Linked DNA regions of Homo sapiens: region 2 is linked to region 1. The links are chromatin loops, found by intact Hi-C in ENCODE. Cell type or tissue: OCI-LY7. All regions are shown on one strand. Each heading gives the region's core, and the rest is flanking DNA. Links, peaks and the distances in the headings are about the cores only.

Region 1 (8,336 bases), core at 34-8,033:
CACCCACTAGGGATGTGGGGCAGGTAAGGAGTGGGGAAAAGAAACCAGGGGGATAAGTAAACTGAATGTATCTCCTGCCTTCTAGCCTCATTCCCCAAATATTTCCACTGATGTACTCCCGCAGGGGACTGTGAAGGTGTTTGTACCCCTGGGAGTCTGGAAGGAGGTAGCCTAAATCAGTCTACAACCTGCTGGAGTTAGCCTCAAAATTTATAGGATATCTGCATTTGTGCTATCCATACTGGTTTGAATACACTAATAATATAATCCTTTCTTCCCAAATTCTGGAGTAAAATTGATGCTCTGAGAACATGTGCCATGTTTATTCTGTGGCTTCTCCTTCCTCAATCCTGGCTACACTGCCTGCTCCAGCTTGAAAAAAATGACTGGATATCCCACTCTTCTAATGTTGGGATGTTCCCAAAAGAGTGGGGTGGGGGGTATTGGGTTTATGTTCTGGTTCTTATCTTCCCCCTCTCATTCTGTTGGGGACCCTCTCCCTCGTCTACCAAATTTAAAAAGAAAGAAAAGGAAAGAGATGTCAGAATGTTTCTTATTCCCCATGATGATGAGATTGAGGGTCCCCTGGAGTACATGGCAAAAATAATGCAAGAATTTCCTTTTCTTAAAAGTCAGAAGAAGTGGCATCAAAGCCCCCTTGTAAGAATATTAGTAAAATCCAAGATGGTGGTCACTCAGCTAAATAAATATAAAGAGCAGCCTCATGAAGTGGAAAAATCAAGGGCTTCAAAATTAGACAAAGGTTCAGATTATGGCTCTATTTAGTAGCTGTGTGACTTTGAGCATGTTACTTAACCTTCCTGGCCCTCCCTTCCCTCTTCTATAAAATGGTTAAACCTGACTTAAAGTTTATGGTGAGGATTTAGTAAAGTAATATATGTAAAGCCCTTTGCACAGTATCTGGTAAATAGTGGGTATGCAATAAATGCTATTTATCTTAGTGTTCATTTGTGGAGAATCAAATTAAAAAGCCTATACCAGACCCGAACTCAGCTCTGTTACTAATTGCCTGTGTGAATGTGAGCAAATTGCCTAAACTTTCTTGCCCTTGGTTTCCTTGAGAGGAAATAAAATGAGAGGATTATATTAGATGATCTTGAGTCCCATCCAGCTCTGAAAGTGTATTTCCAACATTTGCCTGTTGGAGGCAGTGTTGAGCATATTAGTGCTCCATGTCAGAATATTAAAGAGCAACACAGGGTCTCCCTAGGGGCTGCTAAACCAGTGATGGGAAGAAAATAACAGTTCATGCATTCTTGTCCTTGTGTTCACTTACTGACAGTGCATCTGGACTGAAACCCTTTCTTGTGACCTAGGTGTTCTAGACCTGTTGGGTGTATGGCTTGCTTCTCAGGGAAGATGTTTGCACCACCTGACCTGAATCCATGGTGCCAGTGAGTGAGTGCCAGTACCCAGGAGAGCTGGCCTCATAAGGATAATAGAGTTAAATGTTTTTGAACTGGAACTTTAGCATTAGCCTGGCTTCATGGCCCAGACAATAAGGAGCTGTTTTATGAAGTTATCAGAGGGGGCTGAGTGTGTCTGAGGAACAAGAGCTGTGTTATTTGGATGCACTGCAAGAGCCTTATTAAGCTTGAGGAAGGAGAGAGGATTTCCCCTTTGGAGAAAATGCAACACTGTCCAAAGACTGTGAGGTTTGCCAAGGACATTTGGACAATGAAGTGCTGCAGGTGCAATGAAGTCATGTTTCAGGCAAAGATTGACCTTAAAAAAATAAACAGAATGCTGGAGATGACAAATCAGGCTTGTGACTACTGGTGACGCAAAAGTCAGATCCAGGCAGAACTGGTTGAGCAAAGAAAGAAAGTCCTTCTGCTTCTGGTTTTCGGTGCAGTGACAGGCCTTGGTGCCTTAGTTTCTCCTCAAGTTAAGTGGGTGAATGGCAGAAGCTCTGGTGGGAGGCTGGAGGCCAGAACGTGAGAAGCCAATGCTGCTTCCTCTCCCATGGCCGCTCCTGCCTTGTCTCTGCCTTTCAGTGTGGTGCCACCGGTAGAAGGCTTGTTTTGAATCTCCAATGATCCATCAGCTTCTTCTTAATTTTATATTTTTCTTCTTTCCACCTGTTTCTCAAGGCTTGATGAATGTAGAACTGGCATAAACAAATCCAGAGTGGATACAATTAGAAAGAACCAGAGACATTTTTTCAAATTGGACCTGAATCTACACCAATACATCATCTTAAAGCATATAGGAGTTACTTTCCCTGCTTGCTTTTGAAAGTTTTCATTTGGTCTGTGAGTTCTCATCTGGACTGGTAGTGTCCAAATGACCCAGTATTGTTGAAGAAAGCTTTATCACATATGTGTAGGATTGGGTTATGGAAGAAGCAAAGGTTTGAGGAGGCATTCAGCTAAACATCTTCAGGAATGTGGTCAAAGAGAGGCTACAGGAACAACCCCAGGGGCCAGCCTGTAACTCAGCTTTCTTTAGAGGATAGACCCTCTCTGTCATGGTAACCTGGATGAAAGCAGACCATCAGGGAAGTGAGGCAGAGCTGAGTATGCAGCTCCTGGCATCTGGGTGGGAGGCAGACTCCCAGACTTCACACATCTGCCCCATTCCTCTGAGGTCCTGAGACTCCTCCTGCAGCCGTGGCAAGTTTGAAGCAAGTGAAAACAAATTATCCCAACTTCTTTGGGATTATTGAAACTGAACTGAATTTTGAATCTTTCAGAGGTTTCTTAATAAAAATTTAAGAGTGGACAGTGAGATGCAAGGAAGGCGGAAAGTGTCCCCCAACCCCATGCCCTACCTCCTTGGAAGAAAAGACATGGAACTAAGAAATCAGATTGACTAGTATTCTGGTGATAAGAAAGCAAGCAGTAGAATACCATATATCCTGGGCATGTGGCCCCACCTTTCCTGAAATTCTGGGTGGAGGTTACAAAAAAGAAAAAGAAAAAGAAAAAATGTTTTCATGTCCCTAGGGTATTTGCAAATCCAGGTCACCAGCTAGTCTATTTCAACACCCATAGCTTGGTGTATCTAGTGTTCTTGCATGTTCTGTCTTTTCTCCAGAGGAGAGGACAAAGAGGAACTCATAAACTCTTTCCCAACTGATGCTTTTACAAGAGCTATTTGAAAAGATTCCACAATGACTTTTTGTCCCTTAATCTACAGCTCTGCTCTGAGACTGGATTTGAAAAGTAAAAATGTGATTAGGATTGTTTGGTTTGGCATTGAGGTTATTGGCAACCATGGTTCTTTAGGTCTGGCTTTGAAATATCAGGGTGCTGGTTGGTTCTCAGGTGGAAGGAAGCGGGGCATTAGGAGTCCTACCACTTTATGAGTAGTAGAGGGGGAAGTTGGTAGGTGAGGGACAGGTGGATTCAAATATTTGTAGATGTTTGCTTTGCATTTCCTTGCTGCCATATGTTGTTGTTGTTCTTTTACAAATCAATCTCCCATACAAATCAGCTGGCCGGTTTTCCTGAGTCCTGGTTTGGCTCTCCTGGAAACTTGGAGACGTGGCCTTTCTCAACCCCGCTGACGTTTCACACGGGGTTTCAGGAGGTGACTGCCACCTTGTGGCCACACTTAGCAAGTCCCCTTCCACCAGTTCACTGTGGTCTCAAGGCCAACAGTTTTCCACAGACTTGTCATTCTTGCCACCTCTTCTACACCTGACCCCTTCACCTTCCAGAAATAACCCTGGTGAATGTGCATCTGATATGTTGGAAATTATCTTTATATGTTGGGGAAATGCAAAAAAGGGAAACTGCCTGGACCTTGGGTCTAGACAGTGAATCTATTGCAGTCATTGGTGGTGGTTTTGGTTTTGGGTATTAGTACATATCCTGATGTGTCTGTAGTTAAACAGCCTCTGAGAAGGGTCTACCTCGATTCCTTTTGAGTCCCTTGAGGGAAACTGGTGTGCATAGGGTGGGTGCTTTGAGAGTATTGCTTACTGGATCTACCTTTGGGAAATGCAGTTGTGCTTGGAGGAGCAGGATAAGCAGGAATCAGCGAGGAAAGTTATGAGCATTGAGTCAAGTTGACCATAGACCTTGGGATGAGAGTGGGGCACAGTGTCTTTTAAACATGGTGAAAACTCATGAGAAAATCACCCTATTAAATAAAAGGAATCTATAAATCCTTTTATAGAGGGTTGAATAAGCTGATCTTTGAAGTCTCTTTCTTGCTTCAAAATAAAGCTATGCAATGCCGCTGGTACTATTTATAAAAATGTTCCATAGTGTAGAATGGTTTCAATAAAAGGAAGATTTTTGTTTCCACTGATGTTTCTTGACTTTCACCTGAATTGACAACACATAATCTTTTTCCATTTCAACTTCCTTGATGAAGTGGGCGTGCTGGCACCACCCAGGTACCTGGTCTCTGTTTTTATGGACAAAAAGAGTTCAGCCTCTCACTCGGCATGATCTTTTCTGCAGTATTTTCGTGTGTGTGTGTGTGTGTGTGTGTGTGTTTTACTTATGACTCCTGAATCAATCTCTCTCTTTTCTTTCCCTCCCTCCCTCCCCTTCCTTCTTTCCTTCCTTCCTTCCTTCCTTCTTTCCTTCTTTCCTCATTAAACAGGGAGTCTAGTGAATTTTCATTACCTAATTGTGCTGTCCCACCATGCCAATTTCTACTTAGGTTTTCAGATCACAGATTAGCATCATTGACCGTCAAAACTGAAAGGGAAATTAGAACTCATTCTAGTCTAATCTCTCATCTGACAGATGAAGAAACTGGCCCAGAGAGGTGAAACAACCCAGCCGATGTCATGTCGTAGCTAAGATGACAGCTGTTGGCCTGTACCTCGGCCCTCAAGTTTCCCATGCAATGTGCTTCCTACTATTCATTGTTGCCCCGTCTCTAGGTAAGTCTTCTGTAATTTACATGCTTGTTGAAAGGATCTGTTTCTGTTTTTTCCTCCTCCCAGTTTGTTGAAGCCCATGGTTAACTGAGAAATGCAAGTGGTGCCTAGGTTTTTCAGGGTTATGCCTGTCACATCCACACTGCCGCAGTGAACAAAGCCTAGAAGCCTGCGGCAAGGGAAGCGCCTCCATTCAATGGTGGCTGGCTGCATCCCCATGAGGTCCGAGGCCTGATGGTCAGCCCAAGGGACTTTTCATCTTGGTTCTCAAAGCTTGGTAAGAGTGAGGATATTTCCATTAGAAAATTGCCGACACTAAGGCTCATCCAGTAACTGGTTGGCAAAGGTACACACTGCTCTGGTCAGACAAACATAGGCACTACAGAAAATGGTGCTGGGCCTTGAGGAATGGGAGAGGAAAGGGAGAAGACAGCTCAGGGAACTGGGCATGGATCTGGGCAGATGTTGCGGGGATGGTTGCTGATATTGGATTTGGAGGAGAAATTGAAAGGTCACGGCTTCTAGAGCATCTAGCTCTCTTGGGCTTAAGATCAAATTGTGCTAGTGAAGACAGTGCATCTCATAAAATGGGAAGTAGGCCCACAGTTATCACCTATTCACCTTTGGATTTCTGGATGTAATTTCCTTTGGCTATTGTCATTTTTCCTTTGCAAGGCAGAATAATAAAAGAAGATGGAAAGGCTTCTCATGATCTCACCTCATTAAGAAGGTCATTCCTGTTTCCCATAGGACCAAAAAAGAAAAAAAAAATCAACCTCTTTCCAGGATTATCAGTCAGGGGTATAGCTCTCTGGGCATATACCTTCTTCTCCTGACTCTTATTAAGCCACCTACACTAAGGAGGGCTTGGGTGAAGATAGATATGAGGCCTTCGGTTTGCAATTCAGAAAAAAAGAATCTGTGACAAATAGGACCAGAAATGGAGAAAACAGGGCTAGGGAAGATCTGTGTTTCCCATGGAAACTATAATCTCTATGGCAGTGCCCTGATTTTGACTTCTTCAGTCCTTTCCTCAATGCTTGACCCAAAAGTGCTAAAAACTACAACCATCTCCCCCTCCTACCTTTGCAGAAAGTGACTGTCTGTCTGACCTGAGGGTGGGGGCAGTGGCTGATGACTCACAGGCACATAGCCACTGTGCCACCCAGGGCCAGGAGCAGGCAATGCCTTGGGAACTAGATTCCAAAATGCTGGTTGGGCTTTTGAGGCTCTGGGGTCTAAGACAGGATGGGATTAGGCAAAAGACTCCATCAGGGCCAGAAAAGAGCCACTGTTCTTGAAAGGTAACAGGACATGTGGCTGGTATAATAAGAGTGTCAGAAGATGAGAATCTTTGGCCCATTATAAAGGACTTGGGGCTGGATGCAGTGGCTGTAGCCTGTAATCCCAGCATTTTGGGAGGCTGAGGTGGGAGGATTGTTCAAGGCCAGGAGTTTGTGACCAGCCTGGACAACACAGTGAGACCCCCATCTCTACAAAAAATAAAAGAAAAATCAGCCAGGTATGGTGGCTCATGCCTGTAGTCCCAGCTACTCAAGAGGCTGAGACGAGAGGATCACTTAAGCTCAGGAAGTCGAGGCTGTAGTGAGCTGAGATTGCACCACTGCACTCCAGACTGAGCAAGAGTGAGATACTGTCAAGAAAGAAAGGAGGGAAGGAGGGAAGGCAGGAAAGAAGGAAGGGAGGAAGGAAGGAAGGAAGGAAAAGAACCTGGGTTGTTGGGATGCGGTGTAGTTGATCTGTTTCCTTTTAAGGGGAATTGTTGGCAAAACTCTCTTGCTGAGGCTCTTTTCTCTGGGCCAGTGTGAGAACCTGGCCATGTCAGGCTGTGACAAAATCACAAATACCTGGAAGGCAGAGGACATCTCAGAAGAAGGGTAGAAAAATGTGTGTGCCTGTCACCATAACAATCTGCACCCCACGACTTGGCTTTGAATTGGCCCTTTAAGAAAACTTCCTACTTCTCCTCCTTGGTGGGAAAGGAGGTGAAGGTTGAGGAGGCCTGGGTAGGAGGGAGAATGGAGACTGAGGGTCAGGCTCCAGGGCAGCAGAAACCAAGAGCAGATGTTAGCCAGCGGATTCCTGCGACATCCCTGCTTCCTTCACATACTCTTAATATGTTGCAAAACACATTGCTATTACCCTCCCCCCTTGTTTCATATTATAAAATACAAACAAATGACAGAAAATATTGGTTGGCTTGCAGCCGCCCACTGCTCAGAACTGTAAGGACTGCCGTTTTCTCCCTGCCATGAGACGGTGGTTGTAGGGGCGCATCTTCATTTCCACAAAGGGGATGGAGAACTCATGGCCTTTCCAATGGTACCAGTTGATGCCCTGGGCGTGAGAAAGATAAGCATGTCAGGTCATCCCCCACCATGGAACGCCCCACTTCAAAAAAGGGGTAATTATGGGAACAGGGAATCCACAATGTGGGGTTAGCTATTTTCAGCTAACATGAAGCTTCAAGGCCGAGTTCCCAATAAAGTGAAAGGGGCAGAGTCTCTTTCTAGCTTTCTCCTTAAATGTGCCGGTGGCCTGGGTCTTTCCAGGGAACATGTTGCAGGTCATTCCTTATTGCCAGCTTTGTTTTTGGCTTCCAGGAGTGGCATGCACCAGTAGATGGTTGTGAAATCCCAACAGGGTGGAAGCATTTGGAAGAGAATAACTGTGTTTGACTGCTCACTCCTAATGGGAGACTTAGGCGGTTTCTACCTAGGGTGACAAACCCTTTTGGTTTGCCTAGAACTGAAGGGCTTCCCTGATGTGGGCTGTTTCAGTGTTAACACTTAGAAAGTCTAGTTGGTCATGGTGGTCTCCCTGTCACCCAGCTTAGCCTATAAACTTGTGGTCTCTGATAGGGAAAGATTGTCCAGTTCACACTGGTATTTTCGATGTCTACCTTCCTGGGACCATTTTTAGGGTAAAGTTGAGTCTGTGAAGCTGTCCCCAGGACTGATAAGCTCTCTTCATGGGATCTTCTGGATCCAAGGGCTTCTCTGGGTAAGTTCTGGCTCCTGGGTCCTTTCCTTTCCTTCCTCTGGCTTCTACTCTGTCCTGATCTTATCCCATTGTCTGCATTATTTTTCTCAAGACTCAAAATATTTCTTTTTAAAGGGAAATGAAGGACTCACATGTGCTTTTAAAATATAAAGCTAAGGGAGCACGGATTCCACAGCTCTGGCTCATTCATAGCAGAGGTGGAGCATCGCTTACCTGACTGTGCCTGGACTCCCCGTACTTCCCATTGAGGTTGGTCCGGTGGCAGTTCTTATACCACCATGCTCCCTTGTACGACATGGCACAGTTAGTCACTGCAACATCATTGTCTCTATCCTCTGTGGAGAAAGGGCGTCCTTGATGATAGCTGAGGGAGTCCCCTGCAAAAAAGATACATTCATTAGGCTGTCCCATTTGTCACTGCTTTATCAGGATTTTCTGGACACTTGAC
Region 2 (8,336 bases), core at 245-8,244, 110 kb before region 1:
CCAGGTAGCAGGCTTCAGAGAGAATAAATTATAAATGTTTCTTATTGGAATTAAAGAGTTCGTTCTATCAGTAATTTCAAAAGGGAGGAGGGTATAATGAGGTATGTCCAGCTCCTCCTTCCCATTAAGGCCTGAACTAGTTTTTCAGATTAACTTTGGAATACCCTTGGCTGAGAGGAGGGGTCTGTTCAGATGACTGGGGGGTATATAATTTTATTTTTGAGTTATAGAACTCCTTTGAGAGGCTGGCAGGAGGACCTGTGGGGTTGGCCTGAGAAGGAGCAAAGGGAAAGGCCTCTTACCTAGCTCCAGATGTGTGGAGTGCTCTGTGTTCACTCTCTCCTTGATTCTCTACAGTAGCGCTGGTGAGAGGTATTACTATCCCCATTTTACAGACTGGGGAGCCCAATTCTCAATTCTGTTTACATTCTCAACATAGTATCTGGATGGGAAAAGAAGTTGGCCACCATCTTTTTTTTAACATCTGGTAAAAAGCTGGAACTAGTTGTCCTTTTAATACACTTTTCTCTATGGAGAAAGAATTATAATTCCCATCCCTCCCACTCATCAAATAAAAGTTCTTCAGCAAAGAAACCTCAACTTACTATTTTTGTGTGATTTTAAAAATAAACAATTAAACTTTGGAATAATTGTAGATTTATAGAAAAGTTGCAAAGATGGGTGCAGAGATCCTGTCTACCTTTCATTCAGCTTCCCCTAATATTACCATCCAATGTAGCCAATGGTGCTTTTGTCAAAACTAAGAAATTAGCATGGTATAACACTTAACTAAACTATGATCTAAACGTGGTTGTTTTTTAGATTTAATCAATTTATCCATTTATATCCTTTTTCAATGTTTTAGGATCCAATTTAGGATACCACATTGCTTTTGGGACAGTTTGCATTTTAAGAGAACATTCAGATTGCCACTGGAGGGTTTGACTCAGGATGAAAAACGGGTTTTATTTATAATATTCTCTTGTTTTCTTTACCAAAGAGCTTTGAATATTAAGTGCTTTTTAAAGTTTTGTGACCCCAATGGGCTCTTAGCTGCTTCATTGACATGTTAACACCAGACAAGATTGAAGTGATTTGAAGACTTTGGAATCAAGATGCTGCAAAGGTGCAAAATATTGTGGTCTTTGGAAATTTGGTATATCCAGGTCTATTTCTTCTCCTCAAGTTCCAAGTCTTAAACAACAGGATACTTTTCACACAGACTTCCTCCTTACATCTTCCTGTGGAGTCATATAAGTTTAGGCTAGGACTCTTGCTTTGTGCTGAGGCCAAAAAAGAATTAAAGCAGGTGAGGTGTTGGGTGATCTCATTTGTGCAATTGGTTTCTCTGAGTTACCCAATCCATTGTTCATAGCCCTGGCTTTGCACTGGCAATATTCCAGGTCATGAAATGTCTTATTATATTTGTCTGGGCTTCTGCTTATTCAGTAGGCATTCTTGCTAACATAGTTTATATTCTCTTGAGAGGGATTTAAAAATGAAATTATTGTTAGATATTCTTGAGTCTATGGCAGGTCCCTCTTTATATTCTACTGACCTGGACTCTTGGTGCTTTTGGAAATCTGAAAAATTTCAGGAGCTAGGTGGCTGGAGGTCCCCAGTTATGAGGAACTGAGATCCCACAGAATAACTCTAATAAGAGTTATTTATGAGACTTCAAGAAATAGATATAGCATAATTCGAAAGTGCTTGCTTGACTGATAATTTAACTCTCCACTCCCAACCATTATCAAAAGGTGTGAGCATATTATAGAACCGTACATAATAATGCCAAAATGTGGACATATTGTAGAACCATACGTATAAATCTATCCATCTGCCTTGTAGTCCACCTAACTCTTAGGGCTTACTTTTAGAATAGTGATACTTGCTAATGTTTGTTGAGATTTTACTATGTGTTAGGTGGTCTACTATATTATTTACACGTTTTTATTTTGCACACTTTTTCATAACTCTGTGTGGTAGGTACCATTATTATGTTCATGCTTTGGATGAGGAAAATTAAATTAAAAACTTAATTTCATCCAAGGTCAGATAAATAGGAAATAGGGAAGCCAGGACTTGAACATAGAGCCCTCTAACAACTCCAAACCCAGTATTCTCTTAACCACCTTGTCACTGAACCAGGATATATGGATAGTTGGTAAATATACATACACTTTTCCAAGCAATGACTCCCTATACCCCTTTTATGCAAAGATTACTTAAGTTCCAGAAATCAATAATCTACGTCATTAAAAAAACTTTTTCTACATGCAGAACCCTGTGCTTGGTACTCAAGAGTATAGAGAAATCAAGAAAATTAACAAAATACTGAAAGAGAAAGATCCTGGGAGAGCTAATTTCTCATTCCAGCTCATTCACTGATTGGTTTGGCCACATGATGCAACCTCTTTAAGCATTAGATGATTTATCTGTAAAATGAGTTGGTGGGATTAGATGAACAAAAAGGTCCCTGCCAGTTCTTTGATTCTGTGCCCCCAGCTTTGTGTCAAACATGGCACAGGAAAAATGCCAGATCAGATGTCATTCCCGCCCTCAAGGATCATAATCCAAAACCTTCAAACACATGAAGCAATTAGAGAACAGTAGAGTCTTAAATTGTCCACCATGTGCTATAAGCAATCACTGGATAAGTACTCACTTGAGCCTCTTACGTGCTCAGCAGTTTTAGGGATAAAAGACATGTGTCATAATTTCTGCCATTAATCAGTGTACAAATTAGTTGGGAAAACAAGACCTAAGAATTTGGAACAATAGCTAACACAAGACATTAGATAATTAAATGCTAAACTGTGTCATGTAATTATTGTGTGGTGATCGTAGAATGGTAACAACTGACATTTACTACCTTACTTGCTTAGGCAAGTGTGCAAAATTTAAGGAGTGTAAAAAACCCCCTCAGTAATCAAGGTAAGTAACATTTTAATGCAATATTTTAAAAAATAAAAATTAATGCAAAAATTTCATGCTGAACTAAATATCAAAATCTTAAAGAAAGATTTGATCATTATTATGGATTTTTCCTTTTGTCTCAGGGTCCAGTAAGGCTCAGCATAGCACTGTGTGCTGGAGACTATACCTTGCTGGTTTATGTTCATTGTCTTATTTAATCCTCACAATGATTCTTGTGATTAGATTCTACTATTAGTGGATGAGGAAACTGAGGCTTGGAAAGCTCAAATCTTAGAGGTTGTAAGTGGCAGGACTTGCATTCAGGTCTCTGGCTTTATAATTCATGCTTTTAAACACTGCTGTATATGTTCTTACAAACTTGCAGAGTTCACTGCCCTGGAAGGCCATGCCCCGGTGCTGCTGAGCTGGGAAGTTCTCTGCCCAGGGCAACCCTGTGGTCCTCCTGGAGGGGCACTCAGTGCAGCTGTGCTCCTTGCACCTGTTGCCTGCTGGCTGGAACACTTAAAGGGCTCTTTTCCCCATCCAGATCCTGAAACCACTGTTGAGGGATCCCCAGCCAACACCACAACACCAGGGTGCTCTTCACATTCCAGGGTGTGTTTCACATTCATTTCATTCATCCAGAAGTAGGGAATCCAAGGTGAGAGTCACTGAAATTGTACTTTCTGCCTGACCCCATGAAAAAAAGAGGCTCTGTGAACGTTTACCAATATCTCCCAGCAAAGGAAACCATGCTGAATGCAGAACCTATCTTAGAAGTTTTTATCATCTAAGGCCCCATCTGCAACACTGAGCTGCATTTCCGGGCAGGAAATGAAACCACAGAGTACAAGTGAGGTATTGATTTTCAAGTTACCACTTTGGGGCAGCAGTCAGTATTTTGGCAGCTGTACATCCAGCACACGTTTGCCCAAGGTCGGGGGCAAAGGCACGGACCATCTAGGCTCATGGGGCACTTCAGCTGAACTATACAGTTTGGGCCAAAAATCCACTCACATAGAGTTGGGTTTCTGTTGCCCAAGACAATTGATTCTTAATACAGACGGAGGCTTGAGATAACTAGATATAAAGGAAAAGAGGAAAGAATGGCAAACTGTCAAAAAGGGAGCTGACTTTCAAGGTTATCTGGTTCATTTCTTCCTTTTGCAGAAGAGGGATTAGAAGCCCAGATAAATTATGTGACCTTGGGAAAGGTCACACAGCCACTTTGTGGTAGGTGTGGGACATAAAATTGAGTAGATGATATTTTGAAGTGGTAATTTAAACACAACCACAGGGCCTAGGTTGACACCTAAAAAGCACTATTTTTAAGAGCACAATGAATAGTTTCACTCTTCTTTGATCTTGCTTATCCCCTTCTCTCAGGTTCAGTGGGGAAACAACTGAGATCATCTAGTGATGTCTTCCACAGTGGAGGCCCATGTGTAACACATTGGCTGTTCCTGCAGCATAAGCCAGATAATCCATAGTAGCACAAAACCCTAGGGTGTTTTGGCTCTCCCCACAAATTGTCATATACTGTCTTTATTTTTAATCTTAGAGGAAATTTTTCCATTTTTGTTTTGTGGAATAAACAACCTATGTCTTAGGTTTCACTTTGTACATAGCTGATTTATGTACTACTCATAGCTCTATCATATTACTAACAATTCCAAAATCTGTATTCTTTTAGGATGTTGGGTTGCTTTCTTGGGCCATGGAGATGCACAAACTGGGAAGTTGTATCCCTTTATCTTTCAGCTCCCTTCCTTCCCATCCCTTCCCATGGTCATCATAATTGTGGGTGATCTGTCCCATAAGAATTTAAGAACCTATGAAAAGCAAGGTATCGATGACTGAGGACCATTTAATGATCTATAAATGGTTACATTTCAGGTGTTAAAATTGACATTATAAGGTGAATCTGATGAGTGATTAGGTGAATCACAGAATAGGGAGGGAAAGGGTATGTTGCATGCATCAACAAAATGGGAATAATTATTTGCTGTTGAGTGCACAAGTATATTGAGATATGTTTATACTATACATGTTAGACACTATATACACATACATAATGTATGCCTTATAAATGTCCCAATTTTTATGGAGCTATCCACAGTTCCCCGATTTTACCCCATAATTTCAGCCTTTTCCAAGAGATTCTCCCTGCATGAACTGCCCTTTCCTTCTATTGGCATGGCAAGCTTCTTATCTTTTAAGAAGGTCCAGCTCAATTGTTACTATGTTTGAGAAATATTTCTTAATCCTTCAGGTAAAACAGGCCACTCTTTTCTTTGTGCCGCCATGTGTCGTCATACATGCCTTCAGAACAGCTAATCACACTCTGTTGTCAATTATTTGTTTGTAGGACTATCTCTCTGAGGACAGGGATCATGATCTGTCCATCATGGTGTTCCAGAGCCTAGCATGGTACCTGGAATCTTAACAACTATTTGTTAGGTAAACCCTGTCTTCAGGGCAATGATGTTCTAGGAAATGTTCTAGCAGACTCTTTAGTCATGGGTGCATAGGATGGTGCTTCCAGGATCGTTTGGAAAGAGGTGGTCACATGTCATGAATACACATGTCCCTCTATATTTGGAACACTTTTGCTTCCAATGCAGCAGTTTTTTTCCAATAAGGTGCCAGTATTTTCGGTACTGTGCCTATAGGTGTTTATATAAACTTGTGGCTATAAAAGAAAACCTGATTTTTAAAAAAATGATTTTCCATTTCCTTTACTTTTGCTTTAAAAAAATCAAATACTTGTTGAAGTATAATCATTATCCTGTGCAGATTCCAAATTTCTTTATGTTGTTATCTCTTTCTATCTATGTGATTTTATGCTCCGACTACACATTTGTCAGTCAACAAGTATTTACTGAGAGCCCTATGGGGTATCTAAGATAACATTTTTAAAGCATATTATACTTTTCTTAAGTATTTTCCTGGTGTTATAACTTTGGTTTCTAATATGGTTTAAATGAGAAAAATATTTCATGTGAAGGTGTTTTGGAATTCATAATCCAGAGATTGGTGCCTTTGACAGGGAAAGGGACAGTTATAATTTATTGGCCTACTATGTGCCAGGCATTATGCTTCACAATTTACATACATTATCTTATTTAATTCTCACACCCATCCCACAGGTTGATGCTCTAATATTACATTTTACAGCTAAGAAAACAGATTCAGAGATGGCAGATTCCTATAACTAACTAGAAAGGATCACCCGGGGCTTGAATTCAGGCCCATCTGAAGCAAAGCTCACACTCTTTCCCATGTATTATTTTCTTATTACATTAAACTAGCCAAATTTTATTAAAGGCAAATGTTTGGAATGATTACAGCTGAAAGTAGATTGTAAATTTGTCAAGACTGAGACTGTGAATAAAACTAAAATGTGTCATTTGGTGATTTTAACATATGTTTGTGTCTCTTTTTTTCCTGGTATGTGAAAAATAGGACTCATACTGGGATTTCTCTCTAAGCAGCTAGAAATGATGTGAAGATTTCACACCCTCCCTCCTTCCATCAGTCCCAAAGAATAATCTGCAGGAACTAACCCCAAACTCAAAAGCTGTGCAATGATTCCAACTGTATATTCATTCTTTTTTGTTTGTGCTCTTGCTTAGACACGGCTCTTCCTTGTGGGTTATGTGGTTTTTATTTGTCTTACTGTGTCTCTCTTTGTATGTGTGTGCATATATAAAAGTTCCTGGAATAAAGCAAAAAAATTATCAATACTGTATAATATATAAGGTATTGCATGGTCATTCATTCATTTGTTAATTCATTTGTCAATCAATTTTGAGCCCTTTGATGTGTCTAGAAAGTGCCTGAAAAATGCACACTACTCACCTTTGAGGAACTCTTAGGCAAGTATGCACAGAGCTGACTGCAAGATGTTATATTAATTCCATATTAGTTCTGTGAACAAAGTCTAAGGGACTTCAGGAGAGTAAGAAGTTATATAGGAGGAAGGATGAGAAAAGGGGAGACCAAGGAAATCAACAGACTGGAAGAATCATTTAAGCTGGATATTCAGCCATTCCACAAATATTTATTAACTACCTAATACGTGCCAGGCAATATTTAAAGTACTGGCAATGCAAAGATGGATAATACACAGATGAATAATAACCCCTAAGTCATTTGCAGATTTGAAGAGGAAGAAAGACACAGAAGCAACTGTTAGGTACCAAGATCAATGTACAGGTTACAGGACAGAGTTTACATTATATTTTAGGTATATTATTGAAAAGTTTTCTTCTAAAGCATTTACAATTCTATATTAAAATTTGAAAATACATACAAATTATGTTGATGGTCATTTAGGTTGCTTCTGAATCTTAGGTATTGTGAACAATGCTACAACAAACATGAGTGGAGATATCTCTTGTATATACTGATTTCCTTTCTTTTGAGTATATACCCAGTAGTGAGATTGCTGGATCAAATGGTAGCTCAATTTTTAGTTTATTGAGGAACCTCCAAACCTTTATCCATAGTGGTTGTACTAACTTACATTCCCACCAACCACGTACAAGAGTTCCCTTTTCTCCACATCCTCACTGGCATTTGTTGTTGCCTGTCTTTTGGATATAAGTCATTTTAACTGGGGTGAGATGATATCTCATTGTAGTTTTTAATTTCCAGTTCTCTGATGATCAATGATGTTGAGCACCTTTTTATATGCCTGTCTGCCATCTGTATGTCTTCTTTTGATATATGTCTATTCAAATCTTTTCCCCATTTGTAAATCTAATTATTAGATTTTTTTTCCTACAGGGTCGTTTGAGCTCCTTATGTATTCTGGTTATTAGTCCCTTGTCAGATGTGTAGTTTACAAATATTTTCTCCAATTCTGTGGGTTGTCTCTTTACTTTGTTGATTGTATCCTTTTCTGAGCAGAAGCTTTTTAACTTGGTGCAATCCCATTTGTTTATTTTTGCTTTAGTTGCCTATGTTTATGGAGTATTGCTCAAGAGATTTTTGCCCAGATCAACATCCTGGAGATTTTCCTCAATGTTTTCTCGTAGTAGTTTCATAGTTTGAGGTCATCAACTTAAGTCTTTAATCCATTTTGATTTGATTTTTGTATATGGTGAGAGATAGGGGTCTAGTTTCAACTTCTGCATATGGATATCCAGTTTTCCCAGCACCATTTATTGAAGAGACTGTCTTTTCCCCAGCGTATATTCTTGGCTCCTTTGTTGAAAATTAGTTCATTGTGGGTGTGTGGATTTGTTTCTGGGTTCTCTATTCTGTTCCATTGGTCTATGTGTTGATTTTTATGCCAGTGCCATACTGTTTTGGTTACTATAGTTCTGTACCATAATTTTAAGTCAGGTAATGCGGTTTCTACAAGTTTTTTTTTTTTTCTTGGTATAATTTTGGCTATTCTGGGTCTTTTCTGG

The links. A loop is a pair of places that touch in the nucleus more often than their neighbours do. Peaks named below come from ENCODE experiments on the same cell type or tissue, not always from the same donor. Only the 100,000 strongest peaks of a DNase experiment are listed, where the experiment ranks them.
Region 2: it touches region 1 in a loop (6-fold over the local background); 8 of 110 quality-filtered maps call a loop at or near these places.

The regions. Positions count from the first base shown.
Region 1 is chr1:175,316,255-175,324,590 of GRCh38, forward strand. It overlaps TNR (tenascin R), which reads right to left. Exons shown (of 23, transcript NM_003285.3): 22 at 8,102-8,265; 23 at 1-7,222. The coding sequence ends at 7,103. It overlaps LOC105371623 (a long non-coding RNA gene), which reads left to right. Exons shown (of 4, transcript XR_001738302.2): 2 at 4,728-4,867. Among named protein-coding and RNA genes, the nearest start is that of KIAA0040, 130 kb to the left of the region's middle. In OCI-LY7, for the core only: CTCF peaks have their summits at 1,162, 1,365, 3,569 (motif pointing left) and 3,773; DNase peaks (open chromatin) are centred at 1,167 and 3,557.
Region 2 is chr1:175,205,547-175,213,882 of GRCh38, forward strand. No RefSeq gene overlaps it. Among named protein-coding and RNA genes, the nearest start is that of KIAA0040, 17 kb to the left of the region's middle. In OCI-LY7, for the core only: a CTCF peak has its summit at 3,816; DNase peaks (open chromatin) are centred at 3,375, 3,755 and 4,305; H3K4me3 peaks cover 1,960 bases; H3K27ac peaks cover 3,633 bases.